Regions from separate parts of the Homo sapiens genome. Here region 1 is linked to region 2. A link is an interaction called in ENCODE POLR2A ChIA-PET data of the cell type or tissue named here. Cell type or tissue: OCI-LY7. All regions are shown on one strand. Links, peaks and the distances in the headings refer to the core of each region. The heading gives the core; the rest is flanking DNA. Region 1 overlaps QSOX1 (quiescin sulfhydryl oxidase 1). Region 2 overlaps CEP350 (centrosomal protein 350).

The links. Peaks named below come from ENCODE experiments on the same cell type or tissue, not always from the same donor. Only the 100,000 strongest peaks of a DNase experiment are listed, where the experiment ranks them.
Region 1: POLR2A ChIA-PET joins it to region 2 with 7 read pairs; 3 of 35 experiments call an interaction of 5 or more read pairs at or near these places.

What each region holds. Positions count from the first base shown.
Region 1 is chr1:180,200,870-180,206,253 of GRCh38, forward strand. It overlaps QSOX1 (quiescin sulfhydryl oxidase 1), which reads left to right. Exons shown (of 12, transcript NM_002826.5): 12 at 1-3,161. Among named protein-coding and RNA genes, the nearest start is that of LHX4, 27 kb to the right of the region's middle. In OCI-LY7, for the core only: no CTCF peak of the experiment used is centred there; no DNase peak of the experiment used is centred there.
Region 2 is chr1:179,964,012-179,969,395 of GRCh38, forward strand. The region is part of intron 1 of CEP350 (centrosomal protein 350); the gene reads left to right. It also overlaps the pseudogene RPSAP16. Among named protein-coding and RNA genes, the nearest start is that of CEP350, 12 kb to the left of the region's middle. In OCI-LY7, for the core only: no CTCF peak of the experiment used is centred there; a DNase peak (open chromatin) is centred at 2,940.

The DNA of each region.
Region 1 (5,384 bases), core at 245-5,244, 240 kb after region 2:
GTGGTGCTGCTGGGTGCCAGCCCTTCTTCCCTCCAACAGTGGCAGTAACCACTGTTGTGTGTTGGTGTCAAGGAGTGGGGACACCCTGAAGGAATCCGCCTTTTCTAGAGCTCTCGCTCCATTCCCTACATCGAGGCTGAAGTGCCCTGTCTCGGGTCCTTGTTTTTAGGCCTCGTTTGAAGGAGGGGAAGAAACCAGGTTCGTTGGGCGTGACCTTGGCTCAGCTCGTCTGTGAAATTGGGGCCGCAGACTTAGTTTGCGGGTCCCTGCTAAATTCCTCTCCCTCTTCCTGGGATTCCCATCCATGTATTGCCAGCTACATGTAGAGTGGAGAGGAGAGGTTTTTCCTGCAGGGCCTTCCAGAGAAAGGATTCTTGGCCAGAGGAAATCACAGCCTATAAGATCAATATCCTGATAGAATCCCGGGCCAGGTGTGAGAGGGGAGAGCTCACTCACACCAGCCTGACAGTCTTGGGGCAGAGCGCCCCATAGGCCTCTGCAGCCCCATCACTGCCTCATTCTCCCTCAGGTGCCAAGGAAGCTCCAGGGTGGGCCCAGTATCCTTCCACAGCATCCCTCCTCTTCCCCTTCAACACCCCTTTCACCCCTCCCTCCACCACCTCTGAAAGGTGCTCCTTGGGCAGGGCGATAGGATTCCCACCCCTAGCTTTAAGAACTAAACCAAACTTCAAGAGGAGCAATTTAATCTTCATACCTGACTCCTTGTCCCTCCTCAGGCATGCTGTTGTGCAGGACAGAGCCCTGGCTTCTCCTGGATGTCACACCTGGCCTGTCTCTGACCCTTGCTTTCCCTTTCTCTGCTGCCCTCAAGGGTCATTCACACCCAAGAGGGTAAGAAGCTGCCCTCTCATCCCTTCCTCTCCCACCCTGGGCCTCTGCCCTCTGCCTGGCCCCAGCAGCACAGTCTTCTCCATAGAGAGGGGCTGGGCCATGGGACCCCAGTTCCTGGGGTCTCGGTGACACAGTTCACTGTTTGCTGCAGAGGAGGCCCCACTCGCAGCCTTGGCCTCTGCCCTGCAGAAGAATTCCCTGTAACTCACTCACCAATGGCCGTGGGAGCCAGTGGCCTCGGCGAGGGTCAGTTGGACTGCATAGCTGCCGGCTGAGTCTCTCTGGCCACCCTCACTGGCCCCATCACTCCAGGTTGCACTGCTGCCCAGGGGGTTTGTGCCAGGCCTGGGTCACAGTGGAAGAGAGTCTGGAAATCACAAGGCAGAGGAGGAGACCTTTGCCAATGTGAGAGAACAAAGTTAAGGGGCAGTCCATGGGGGCATTGACCTTACTTAGGTGAGGAGGACTCAGGGAACATCTACAGACTCTAGGGCTAGGGTGAGATCCTCCTGATAGTGCTGGTAGCTCCAGCTGCTGCTTTGGCAAGACTTGGTCGTCTCTATACTGAGAGAGCAAAAGCTCTTTTCCTGGGGCTGCATGTTCTTCCATAGGAAAGTGGGCTTCAGGTGCTGCCTATTAAACCTCCTGCCTCCCCTGCTGCAGTGCTTTGATGCCTTTCACCTGTGTCTACCTGCGAACCTCTGCCCACCACGGAAGAGCAGCTCACATTTGGAAGGGGCTAAAATTTTTACCTAGTTTGAATCTGCTCTGCAATGTCCCCATCAAGTTCTTAACCATCCCGGGTTCCAATGGTTACAGAGTTCTGCCCTGGGGAGGGAGGAATTGCTTAGCAAATGATGTTGAGAATAGTGATTATTTGGGGGAAAATTCAGGTAAGATCTCACCTTCATACCATATACCAAAATACATCTCAGTAGATTAGTAAGCTAATGCAAAAAAAAAAAAAAAAGGGGAAATATAATTGAATACTTCACTGTTTTTGAAAGCATGAAAACAATGGAAAATGCAACTGATGTGAGTAATCCATCTACTTGACGTCACTTTTAAGAAATAAGGCCAGGCACGGTGGCTCACGCTTGTAATCCTAGCACTTTGGGAGGCCGAGGTGGGTGGATCACGAGGTCAGGAGTTTGAGACCAGCTTGGCCAACATGGTGAAACCCCCATCTCTACTAAAATATTACACAGGCATTGTGGCACACATCTGTAATCCCAGCTACTCAGGAGGCTGAGGCAGGAGAATCACTTGAACCTGGGAGGTGGAGGTTGCAGTGAGCTGAGATCGCGCCATTGCACTCCAGCCTGGGGGACAGAGCGAGACTCTGTCTCAAAAAAATAAAAAAATAAAAATAAAAAAATAAAGTAAAGCTACATATTTAAAAGCTGGGGAAATATATGCTGTAAATATGACAAAGGGCTGTGACTCTTCTGCAACACACCATTTTAAGAATGAGCTAGGTCTGCATTTATTGACCTGATAAAATGTCCCAAGAAGGACACATTTTTATAAACATAAGTTACTATTGTTATATATATGCTAACGTTTGTCTAGAAAAAGTCTAGAAAAATACACACTGAACTGTGAATAGCAGTTATATTTAGAAAGCAACATTAGGATGAACTTAAGTCAGGGCTTGGACTAGAGCAAGGCAAGTGAGGTGCCAGGATGCAAAAGTTAAGGAGACACCTGACCTCAGGGGCCCACAACTGCAGAGCCCCTGACAGTGAGTGTCTCAGTAGCCTCGCCCTAGTCCTGGCTTTCACTTAAATATGTTTTCGAATGTTTGTAATAAAATATTTCTTTTGGAAGGCAAAAATAGCAAGGAAAATAAATAGGATTAAAGGATACTAAAGCCCATTCAATAAAATTTGTAGGAGGCCACTGATTTGGCCTAGGCTCCTATGATGTAACCAACAGACCAAACCAATATGGAGTCATTCATGCTAAATGAAACTAGTTAGGAGTATATTCATATAACAAGTGGCTAAGTGTCAGTTACAGCCTCTGAGCTTTAGTCAATTGTAGGTGGTCAATAGATTCAGATAAGGCAATCCAGTTAAACTGTATATCCCACTTGCTGTTTTCTGTCCCTAAATTCTCTCTGAGTACACTGCAGCCCTGAAGTTCTTTGAACCTGTTCTGGGTTCTGAGGGCTGTCCAATTACTGAATCATACATAAAAGCCAAGTAAGATTTTAAAATTTGTTATAATTTTGGTTTTTAACAACTTCTGTTGTAAATAATAAAAGCACTAAATCCCTACTGAAAATAAAGGGCCTAAAGACTGAATGAGAGATGCAATTTTTTTTGGCTAACCTATTGGCAAAGAAATGATGATGATGATGATGATGATACCTAGTGTTGCTGGAGTGAGGGGAAATGAGATGTATCAGTTATCCATTGCTATGTGACAGCCACTCCCAGACTTAATGGTTTGAAACAACAGTCACTCATTTTGCTCATGAATTGGTAACATGATCAGAGCTCAGCAGAAAACAGCTCCTGGCTGCTCCGTGCAGGGTATCTAGGCACAGTTCATTTGGCAAGTTGGTGTTGGCTGCTGCCTGGAAGCTTAGCTGGGGCTGTGGGAGGGGCCTCCAGTCCTCTACCCATGGGCCTCTCCATGGGCTGCTCAGACTTCCTCACGGCATGGTGGCTGGGCCCTTCAGGGTGGCCTTTTCATGTGCTAGCCTCAGAAGCCACCTAGCATGACTTTTGCGATTTTCTGTTGGTTGAGGTTGATGTAACGGCTCGCCCAGGATGCAGATAGAAAGGCCTGAACAGGTTCAAGGGGAGGAACCTTGGGCTTCACCTTTGACGGGTGTGACAGAGTTCTGGAACACTGTGAGATGGAAGATACTGTTGCAGCCATCTTAAGAAACTACAATCTGCCCCCGCCCCAGTCCTCTCATATACTGCTAGTGGTAGTATAAACTGATACAAGTTTTGGGAAATAGATAATTCATAATGTAATGTAATTGGTAATATACTTTTAAAAGCCTTAAGAAAATATATAACCTTTAATCCAGCAATTCTATTTCTGGAATTTATCCTAAGGAAGTAATTGAGAATATTTAGTAAATATTTGCTACATGATAAATATTTATAGTATCAAAGTAAGATTAAACTAAAGTCCAAAATGGGATATTGAGTAAATTCTGGTACACAATTACAATGGAATACAATATAACATCTAAAAATGATTTGAGGGCTGGGTGTGTTGGCTCATGCCTGTAATCTCAGCACTTTGGGAGGCCAAGGTGAGAAGACTGCTTGAGCCCAGAAGCTCAAGGCTGCAATGACCGATGATCACTCCACTTCACAGAGCGAGACTCTGTCTCTAAACAATAACAAATAAATACAAATTATTTGAATGTATATATTTTTATCCTGAAATTATTTTCACACCACACTGTTAATGGAAAATATTGTTACAAAAACAGTTCTGTATAGTATGATCTTATTTTATTTATTTATTTTTTATTTATTTATTTTGAGACGGAGTCTCGCACTGTCACACAGGCTGTAGTGCAGTGGCGTGATCTCGGCTCACTGCAAGCTCCGCCTCCCAGGTTCTCGCCATTCTCCTACCTCAGCCTCCTGAGTAGCTGGGACTACAGGCGCCCGCCACCACGCCCGGCTAATTTTTGTATTTTTAGTAGAGACAGGGTTTTACCGTGTTAGCCAGGATGGTCTCAATCTCCTGATCTCGTGATCTGCCCGCCTCAGCCTCCCAAAGTGCTGAGATTACAGGCCTGAGCCACTGCACCCGGCCAATCTTATTTTTTAAAAAAGAAAATACATATATTTATGGATATTGAATGCATGGATGAAAACTAGGATAAAGACACCAAAACATTAATAGTGGTTAATGGTCCCTGGTGGGATTATGGCTGTTTGTTTTTCTTTTTATTTATCTGTATTTTCTCACCTTTATTAAATATTTATTAGTATATAATTAAACACTTTTAATGAGCCAAGAATATGAACCGTCAGCTTACAAAAGAAGATATACAAAGAGCAATACTTACGTGAAACAGTATTCTACTTGTTGAACAATAATCAAAGAGGTGAAAGATTAGTGCGATATCATTTTTATATAGTATGCAGCAGTACAGTTTGGTACTGGAAAGGTGATAATGCAATTATACTGTATAGTATATCTGAGAAATAATATGATGATATGTATCAACCTTAAAAAGTTTATGCCCATTGGTTCAGTTATTTTAGTGTTCAAAATCTATCCTAAGGAAATAATCAGAGATATTGACTAGAACTTGGAGCAATCTACAAATCCAATCAGAAGACATATCTACATGGGCCCAATTCCCAGGGCAAGAGTCAGCTGGGCCCCCTTCCTCACCCAGGGCCATAGTCCGCATCTCTCCCTTTTGCTTCCCAATACGAAGGCCAAGGGGCAATTACCATTTATCATCACATTTGTGCTGTTGATTTGGAAGAGGGAAATATTTCCCTGCACTGTGTCTCTAACTGCATTTTTTTTTTTTGGCT
Region 2 (5,384 bases), core at 101-5,100:
TCTCCTTGTAGAAATCTTTCACCTCCCTGGTTAAATTTATTCCTGGGTATTTTATTTTTCATGTGGCTATTATAGATGGGATTGCATTTTTGATTTGGTTCTCAGCTTGAACATTATTGGCATATAGAAATGCCACTGACTGTTGTAAGTTGATTTTGCATCCTGAAACTTTACTGAAGTCTTTTTCTTAGGTCTAGGAGTTTTTTGAAGGACTCCTTAGGGTTGAACAGAGATAATTTGAGTTTCTCTTTTCCTATATGGATGCCTTTTTTTAAATTTTAATTTTCTGCCTGATTCCTATGGGTAGGATGGAAAGTATTATGTTGAATAGGAGTCGTAAGAGTGCACATCCTTGTCTTTTTTCAGTTCATAGAGGGGATGCTTCTAACTTTTGTCCATTCAGTGTGATCTTGATTTTTTGGAGTAGTTTCAGTAAGATTGATACCAGCTCTTCTTTGTTTGTCTGGTATAATTTGGCTGTGAATGCATCTGATCCTGGTCTTTTTTTGGTTTGTAGATTTGTTTTTATAACTGATTCAATTTTGTAAATTGTTATGATCTGTTCAGGATTTCAGTTTCTTCCTTGTTCAATCTTGGGAGGTTGTGTGTTTCCAAGAATTTATCCATTTCCTCTGGTTTTTCTAGTTTGTGCACATAAAGATGTTCATAGTAGTCTCTGAGGCTCTTTTGTATTTTTGTAGTATGAGTTCTGTCACCTTTGTCATTTCTGATTATGCTTCTTAGGATCTTCTCACTTTTTTTTTTTTTAATTTACTTAGAGGTTTATCTATCTTGCTTATCCCTTCAAAGAACTAACTTTGTTCTGTTGATCCTTTGTATGTTTTTTTTGTTGTTGTTTGTTTGTTTGTTTGTTTTGGTCTCAATTAATTTAGTTCTGCTCTGATCTTAGTTACTTCTTTTTTTTCTGCTAGCTTTGGGTTTAGTTTGTTCTTTTTCTGGTTCCTTTAAGTTCAACTTTAAGTTGTCAATTTGATATCTTACTGTCTTTTTGATGTAGGCATTTAGTGCTGTAAACTTTCTCCTTAACATTGCTTTTGCTGTATCCCAGAGGTTTTGGTATGTTTGTTTCTCTATTTTCATTTGTTTCAAAGAATTTTTTTATTTCTGCCTTAATTTGTTGTTTAACCAAGTTAGTTAGGAGCAAGTTGTTTAGTTTCCATGTATTTGTGGTTTTGAGAGTTCCTTTTGGTATTGATTTCTAATTTTATTCTACTGTAGTCTGATAATATGCTTGACATGATTTCATTTTTTAAGAATGTATTGAGACTTGCTTTATGACTGAGCTTGTGGTCCATCTTAGAGAATGTTCCATGTGCAGATGAGAGTGTATATTCTGTGATTTTTGGGTACAGTATTCTGTAGAAGTCTGTTAGGTCCGTTTGGTCAAGTGTCTAAGTCCAGAGTTTCTTTGTTAGTTTTATGCTTTGACGTTCTGTTTCTAATGTATATAGGCACATACATTTACAAATGGAAATCTCCTTTATAGATGTAAATTTCTTTTACAGAAGGATTTCAGAATAGCCAGCTAAATGCCAGAAAGGTTTATTTTAATTGGACAAGTGATCTTTTTTCTTTTTCTTTTCTTTTTTTTTTTTTTTTTTTTTTGAGATAGAGTCTTACTCTTGTCACCTAGGCTGGAGTGCAGTTGTGCAATCTCGGCTTACTGCAACCTCCGCCTCCTGGGTTCAGGCGATACTCCTGTCTCAGCCTATTGAATAGCTGGGATTACAGGTGCCCGCCACCACACCTGGCTAATTTTTTTTTTGTACTTTTAGTAGAGACGGGGTTTCACCATGTTGGCCAGGCTGGTCTTGAACTCCTGACCTCAGGTGATCCACTTTCCTTGGCCTTCCAAAGTGCTGGGATTACAGGCATGAGCCACTGTGCTCGGCCTACAGGTGATCTTTTTAACCTAGCTACTATTTCTTAGCTGAAATTACTAAGTTCAGGATGGAGCCCATTAAGGAATAGGGCAAAGAAAGCCTTCTCTGTACCTGGACTCAGCAAAAATAGATCTGAAAAAGGAGGAAGCTTACTTTACCTGGCAACCTACCTTTTATAAACGCTATCTAGGATAACTTTCTTTTCACCTTCAGGGAAGAGTAGTAACGGAGCTGAAAGATTAGCAGATTTAATTTTTCTTAACAATTAGTTGCTTAAGCTTTTTATTTGCCTTCTATAAAGAGTCTTTTTATAAAAAGCAATAAAAATATTGAAATCTTTTTAGAAGCTTCTGCACACCAACAGGCATCCCTAGATGAGACTGATTTGGGAGCCCTCATTTTCAAATGTACTTCTTAAAGTGCAGTGTTCATTTGGAATGTACCGTTGTGATTTTAAATTACCTTTAGTAAGATTTCATCATTTTTGTAAGCATTTGCTGCTTCTGAGGCCTAATAATAATGCATGTATAAGCTGGAAGGTGTAGTACTCAGGTCTTCAGAAATTAAGGATCCCATTTTTACCTTGAATAGCAGCTTTGGTCCTTGGATCCCTTTGATCAACTTAGCCAATGATTTTTCCCTCCCTAAGCATGCAAGAAAAATAAACAAAGGGGGCTAGAACACAAAAATCTATGCAAATTTCTGAAAGCTGAAATTGGTACCCCCTTCAGTATTATCATTTATACTAATTTCTGTCTAAACCAGCCAGACATATGAGGCCTCTAACTAGATCCAAGACAGTTAGATACAGTTGGATCCTGGACCCAGTCCAATTTCTGTTGTAACTTCCAAACCTAGTTTGGATCAGAAATTTGCTCAAACTCTGATAGCTCAAATGCACACTGATGGAGCTTCAGAATCTGAGAGAGAACTTACCCACAATCTCCAGTTGCTTTGAGAGAGCAGTGGACAAAATGAGTCCAGTGGGTACCTTGCTTTGTCACTTGGTGTTCCTGGGAGTTGCTAGAAGCTTTAGTTTGGATCCCACTTCTGACACCATCTATTAAAATTAAAAACCTTAGACAAATTAAATTTAACAGAATTTGATTGAGCAAAGAAGAGTTCATAAATCAGCCAGCTTCCAAACCAGAATAGGTTCAGAGAGGCTTCTTAGACTATACTTTATACAATAGATCATCTCTGAAAATGTGTACAGTTGCTCTATTTTTGTATGATAAGTTATTAAATGTTATAGAGCAATAATGATGTAAAGAAGACCTTTGTACAAATAGAAGGATATTTTTCCAAAGAAAATCTGATTTATCTTTGATTAGTTTGGGTTTTGGTGATTTTTTTAAAAAGCCATTTATAGTTTTTGTTGTTGTTAGTGGGCTTGTAGAAGTTGTTTCTGGAATTGTGGCACCCTCCTTTTTAAAAACTATATCTAAAAATCAGTGATAAGTAATAGTAATAGCACTGGCTATAACTTAATGTTTCATTTCTTTTCTTTTTTTGAGACTGAGTCTCACTCTGTCGCCCAGGAGGGAGTACAGTAGCGTGATCTTGGCTCACTGCAACCTCCGCCTTCCGGGTTCAAGCAGTTCTCCTGTCTTAGCCTCCCAAGTAGCTGGGATTACAGACATGCACCACCACGTCCAGCCAATTTTTGTATTTTTAATAGAGATGGGGTTTCACCATGTTGGCCAGGCTGGTCTCCAACTCCTGACCCCAGGTGATCGCCCACCTCGGCCTCCCAAAGTGCTGGTATTACAGGTGTAAGCCACCGGGCCCAGCTGGCTTCATTTCATTCATTATTTCATGTCTAAATTTTAAAAGTGAAAATATTTTATGAAAGAATTTATTTTTAATTTTGAGATTGTTTTAAAATATAAAATATGTATGCACACGTATACTTATTTTTTTACGTGTTACCGTGTAAGATATTTTCTGCTTAGGAATGTCTAACCTTTTCATGTTATATGAAATACCTGGCTTCATATGTGTATTTGTGCCTTTTTGCATTTAAGAATTGGATTCTGAGACTTATCAATGGTACTGTCATTTGGCAAACAGGTCTGGAGCACTCAATGTGGCTATATACTGTGCGTGAACTAGGGATATAAAGAGGAATAAGAGCAGGTGCTGTGGCTCAGGCCTATAGTCCCAGCACTCTGGGAGGCCAAGGCGGGTGCATCACCTGAGGTCAGGAGATCGAGACCAGCCTGGCCAACATGGCGAAACCCCATCTCTACTAAAAATATAAAAATTAGCTGGGCATGATGGTATGTGCCTGTAATCCCAGCTACTAGGGAGGCTGAGGCAAGAGAATCGCTTGATCCCGGGAGGTAGAGGTTGCAGTGAGCCGAGATTGCGCCACTGCACTCCCGCCTGGATGACAAGAGCAAGACTCTGTCTCCAAAAAAAAAAAAAAAAAGAGGAATAAAATATCTCTGCATCTCTGCAGTTTTATGTAAGAGACAGATATGTAAATAATAGTACAGAGGGGTAAAGAGAATTGATAACATTCTGTGGATGGATTCATAAAGAGGAAGCAAGTATACTGCATTAAGGAGTCATTAAAGGCTTCCAATGAAAGAAAAATTGTTTCCATTTCCTTAAACAGCCTCTCAGTTGACTAAGTTATTGAACGTGGAAGGAGACTTTTGAAAATTATCTTGCTTTCCACGCTACCCAGAGAGGGGTGCATACAGTGTTGTTCTGGATTCCCATTGTAACTTAAAGGGAAACTTTTACAATATCCAGAGGCCTTGATGTCCTTAAGTTCCTTGCAGGAGGAACCCACTTAGATGGCACCAGCCTTGACTTCCAAATGGAACAGTACATCTATAAAAGGAAAAGTAATGGCATCTACATCATAAATCTGAAGAGGACCTGAAAGAAGCTTCTGCTGGCAGCTCGTGCCATTGTTACCTTTGAAAACCCCGCTGATGTCAGTGTCATATTCTGCAGAAATACTGGCCAGAAGGCTGTGTTGAAGTTTGCTGCTGCCACTGGAGCCACTCCAATTGCTGACTGCTTTACTCCTGGAACCTTCACTAACCAGATCCAGGCAGCCTTCCGGGAGCCATGGCTTGTGGTGGTTTGACCACCAGCCTCAAACTGAAGCATCTTAGGTTAACCTACCTACCATTGCTCTGTGTAACACAGAGTCTCCTTTGCGCTGTGTGGACATTGCCATCCCGTGCAACAATAAGGAAGCTCACTCAGTGGGTTTGATATGGTGGGTGCTGGCCGGGGAAGTTCTGTGTGTGTGTGCCACCATTTCCTGTGAACACCCGTGGGAAGTCATGCCTGATCTCTACTTCTACAGAGATCCTGAAGAGACTGAAAAAGCAGAGCAGGCTGCTGCTGAAAACGCTGTGACCAAGGAAGAATTTTAGGGTGAATGGACTGTGTCAGCTCTGGAGTTTAACACTACTCAGCCTGAGGTTGCAGACTGGTCTGAGGGCGTGCGGGTGC